Regions from separate parts of the Mus musculus genome. Here region 1 is linked to region 2. The links are chromatin loops, found by intact Hi-C in ENCODE. Cell type or tissue: heart. All regions are shown on one strand.

Region 1 (2,500 bases), 56 kb after region 2:
TCTTTCCCCGCTCGGCAAGAACAAAGGGATATCCTCTTCCACCATACCTACTCAGGATTATAACAGAGGCTCTAGTCAGGACACTTAAGCAAGAAAATGAGCCTCTGTGGGAGTTAATGAACTTTCCCCACGCCTGGCATGTAGGGAATGGTCGGCATATATGACGTCATGCATGCTTGACGCAGGTGTGGTCGAAGTCCAGGGCTCTCTATTCAGAATGGCTCCTACCGAGTAGGTTTTCACACCGACCCACTTATCAACTGATCTGTAGCTTCTGCCTTCCTGTTTAGGCAGCGGGTTTGCCACATGAGTCTAAGCAGATGTGTCTGCCCAAAGCAACCATGGGTAGCTATGATCGCAGCCCGGCGCCGTCAGACATTTACATGGAGTGGAGTGTGTGTGTGTGTGTGTAAGAGAGAGGGAGGGAGAGAGGAAAAGAATCTTTCTCCCAGGTGAGAGTCTGTAAATGGCAGCACTGTGTGAGGGCAGGGCAGCTGTGAGTTTCTTCAGCTAAGACTCAATCTGGTTCTCAGGGCCCACTGACAACTCTGCCCGCTTTACAAGGTGACATTAGTAAGCACTCCAGAATCTTACAGTGAAGCCTCTTAGCTAACCATGGCTACACTGGCAACGTCAGGCAGGAAGATAGTCCAATGAGCATTCAAGCAAACCCTTCATTTTATCTCACGATAAACGAAGACTTAGAGATTACAGTACATTGGCAAGAGAGCGGACTTCTGAACTGGGCATTCTGGATTTCAACTCCAGCCCCCACGTACAACATTCCAGATGTACAGCCTAACTGATGGGACTTATATTTATCCTCCTTTTTTGTTTGTTTGTTTGTTTCAAGATAGGGTTTCTCTGTAGAATTCTCCATTTTAATTTTTTTCTTATTTTCTAAGATTTATTTGATGTGTATGAATGTTTTACCTGTAAGTACGCATGTGCACTATGTGTGTGTACCTGGTGCCCCAAGAAGTTAGAAGAGGGCATCGGATCTCCTGCATCTGTAGTTTCCAGATGGTTCTGAACCACCATGTGGGGGCTGGGAATCAAACCATGGTCCTCTGCAAGAGGAGCAAGTGCTTTTACTGCTGAGCCATCTCTCCAACCCAATTTTAAATTATAACAACACACCTTCTCACCGCTCCACAAGACATCCCACACTCCCTTCTGGCTTATTCCCAAAACATTCAACTGGTGTGCTCTGAATACTGACAAACTGGGTCCACCTAGAGATGACTGCATTGACAGCTACAAATACCTGGCACACCTAACACATGGGGGAAGCACACATTCCAGGGATGTCTCCAGTGTGGATTCCACAAAGTGAAGCCCTTCTTCTCATGGCCTGGAGTAGGTCTGTACACTGGCCAGGAGATGACAACTCTGCGATTTCCACTTCCCTAAGCTTTGGTCACAGTTTCACATCTCTCTATTTAGAAGTGACTTTACTGTGCCAGCCTAAGGAACTCAGTGCACACTTCCTGTGCCCAAGGAACAGTTTTGATTATATGCCTCGTGCCACTGAGTCCTCTTGTCAACACTCTAAGATGTGATCCCATTTCACATAGGTAAAATCAACTCTGTCCTGATTCAATGAACCCAGAGTGCCCTATTAAGTCAGAAGGGAACTGCAAATTTAGTAGAAGATACAGGGAGAGGCTAGAAGAGAAAAACAGCGTCCCTTTTGAGAGTGGCCTCATCTCCTGGATCTATAAACTTGGGGTCATTAGAAATCACTTTACCATTTATGCAATTAGGCATGTTTTATTAGTTTCCCCAAAAGATCTCTCCTGACACGCATCAGCTACTGAATTCATATTCTCATATGATATACTCTGATGGTAGTAAGCCAAGTAAAAGGCAGGTGCAAGGAAAATACTAGCCCTTTATATCTGCGGACTTTAGGCAACTGCATCAACTTATTTTTAATCCAATATAATTTCAGTGTTCTTTGACTTGGGCACTGTTATTAGGTTCTGTACACCTGAGCTGTCATATGGGAATTGTCCATTTAGGTTAAATGACTAGGAATTCAGACTAATCTATCGGAAGCTATTAACAACAGTATCTATGGGTGGCTGCATGCAGGTGTGTTACCAGCAGCCAACTCACAAAGGCTTAATCAATATTATTTTAAAGTCGGGCTTGGATAGCCAACATGTGATCCTCTTCTGTAGAGTTGGCTTTACATATAGGAAGGAGGAAAGGTCATTCTTAATTTATATAAACCATTTCTACTTATGGAGTATAAAGAATCAACAGACTCCTTTTCAGAATACCTGGGCAGGAACAGCCTAGAGGGAATTACTGTGAGGAACAACATGTCTCACTCACTTGGGAAATCACACACACAAAGAGGGGAGGGAAGGAGAGAGAAGAAAAGAGGATGGGAGGGAGGGAGGGAGGAAAAAAAGAGAAGGAGGGAGGGAGGAAGGGAAGAACGGAGGGAGGGAAAGAGAGAGAGGGAGGGAGGGAGGGAGGGAGGGAGAGA
Region 2 (2,500 bases):
TGTGAAGAGACACTATGACCAAGATTCTGCAAGTCCCTGTACCTTTTCCTCTGTTAGCTCCCCACGCCCTCACCTCCAGGTTCTGGAAGTGGGATTATAGGGTATGGACTTCCTGACAGGCCCCGGGTAGGACTGAAGTCAGATGAGATGACATCTGTTACAGTAAATCTCCAACCCCAATAAGCATAGAACACACAACTCAGTTATAATATTTATAAGCTGCACGCCTAGATTGGGCAGATCTACCACTACACTACTCTATTCCTCAGCTATGAGATCTCTTGCTACTTGTGGCTTTTCCAGGCCCCATGGTCCTGCTCCATCTTCTGCCCATCGTCTCTTCCTCCATCTTCCTCTGTCTCCTCGTCTGACTCTCTCCTTCTTCTCTTCCCCCTCTCTGAAACCTCCAGCCCTACCTTTCCCTTCCACTGCCTAGTCACAGGCTCTAGCCTTTATTTGACCAGTTAAACTGGGAAGAAGGTTCACATGAAATCACCTGAGTACGTGATCCACCTCTCAAGAGGGCAGCCCCTCCTGAGGAAGCAGAATTGACATCAAAATGCAAACAGCACCAGGGCAATCCACAACAGAAATCATGGGTCAAAAAATGTTTCCCAAGGGGGTTGAGATGTGTCCTTTCATTTTCAATGCAGTCTATAACTAGTCCTGGTTTGTGAAACTGTAGAAAATGACATGTTTAGACGGGAGAGGAGAAAAGCCATACTTGGCCACAGACTGTAGGCCTTAAGTGTGGGTCACTGATTCATAACTTTTGCTTGTTTTTATTGTTGTTGTTTGTTTGTTTTTATGAAACAGTTCTCAGTGTAATCCTGGTTATCCTCGAACTCATCTATTGACCAGGCTGGCCTCGAACTCAAAGATGCCCCTGCTTCTGCACTGGAATTAAAAGCATGCACCACCATTCCCAGCGATTTTTACCATTCCAATTTGAAATGTCTACGTATGCGAAGAATCCCGTTGGTCTGGGGATGTGGCTCAGTGGTTAAGAGCACTGACTGTTCTTTTGAAGATCCTCAGTTAGACTCCCAGGAGCCACAGCGCAACTCACAACTGCCCTTTAACTCCAGTTCTGCCTTAATTTTCTCTGACTTTTTTGTTTGTTTGTTTCTTCGAGACAGGGTTTCTCTGTGTAGCCCTGACTGTCCTGGAACTCACTCTGTAGACCAGGCTGGCTTTGAACTCAGAAATTTGCCTGCCTTTGCCTCCCAAGTGCTGGGATTAAAGGCGTGCGCCACCATGCCCGGCCCTTCTCTGACTTTTAATCAACCTCAAGATTCCTGCCTCTAAAAATAAAAAGAAATGAGAAGGGCAGGGGCCAGCTGTGAACAAAAGGTAAACAGCCCTGACAGGGACCGGCTCCAAGCCATCTCAGTCTCTGAGAGGTATTTGTCTTGGCTTCGGTTGGGTTTGAGACAGCATCTTGGAGTGGAGCCCTGGCTCACTTCTCCTTTCCAGGATCTGCTTGCTGTAACCTCCTGAAGTCTTGAGATGACAGCTATGTGCCACATCACCCCGCTCCGTCCCTGAAGCTGCAGTCAAGCCATCCCAAAGGATCTGGAAGAAGCAAACCTAGATGCTTTCTGCAAGAAGACATCAGAGCTCTCCAAGAGGTAGCCTTTCACCCTGAAGAGGCGAATGACATAAACAAAACCCAGCAAAAAACGTTATGCAATAGAACTAACCCCACCCTGGCTCTAAAGGCTGGGATTATAATGAGCAGAACACAGTCTGTGTTTTCTGTGTTCAAAAGCAAGACTGAGCATTTTGGTGAAGATTTGGGAAGAATAAAAAGCAGTTGAACCGGGCAGTGGTTGCAAATGCCTTTAATCCCAGCACTTGGGAGACAGAGGCAGGCGGATTTCTCAGTTCGAGGCCAGCCTGGTCTACAGAGTGAGTTCCAGGACAGCCATGGCTATACAGAGAAACCCTGTCTCAAAAAAACAAAAAATAAATAAATACCAAAAAAAAGCAGTCTGAAATAGAAAATCTAGAATCCAAAAGTACAAGCTAATGTTAAGTCATTGATGGTTTTCCCTTGGGGAGCTCTAGAGAGGTTCTAAATTAGAAAATAACTTCCAAAATATCCAGAACTGGTGCAGAGATTAAAAAAAAGAAGAAAGAAAGAAAGAAAGAAAGAAAGAAAGAAAGAAAGAAAGAAAAATGAGAGCAATAGGAAAGAAAGGGAGAGTTTCTAAAGGGCGTGGTTAGTTCTAATATACCTGGGGTTCAACTGCCACTAAGGTAGATAAGGGGGGTAGGGGTGGGAGAGATTCGAAGAGCTAATAGCAAAACAGAAGAAAGCCATCAAGCCACACATTCCAGGAGGGAATCCAAAAAAGATTTCAAGGGGCTCAACTGGGCACCTCATCCAGTATGGCTCCAAAAAGGGACCTGACTGCTGAGGTGTCAAGGGAATGGGAAGGAAAAAAAAAAAAAGATGAACAAGGACAGACCCGCAGACAGAAAGCTAGGATCGTGT

The links. Hi-C counts contacts between places; a loop is a spot of excess contacts. Peaks named below come from ENCODE experiments on the same cell type or tissue, not always from the same donor. Only the 100,000 strongest peaks of a DNase experiment are listed, where the experiment ranks them.
Region 1: a loop joins it to region 2, with 2.2 times the contacts of the local background. A loop is called at or near these places in 8 of 42 quality-filtered maps.

The regions. Positions count from the first base shown.
Region 1 is chr4:40,839,198-40,841,697 of GRCm38, forward strand. The region is part of intron 1 of B4galt1 (UDP-Gal:betaGlcNAc beta 1,4- galactosyltransferase, polypeptide 1); the gene reads right to left. Among named protein-coding and RNA genes, the nearest start is that of Mir5123, 9.7 kb to the right of the region's middle. In heart, no CTCF peak of the experiment used is centred here; DNase peaks (open chromatin) are centred at 274 and 1,404; H3K27ac peaks cover 702 bases.
Region 2 is chr4:40,783,315-40,785,814 of GRCm38, forward strand. No RefSeq gene overlaps it. Among named protein-coding and RNA genes, the nearest start is that of Gm34213, 12 kb to the left of the region's middle. In heart, no CTCF peak of the experiment used is centred here; a DNase peak (open chromatin) is centred at 1,497.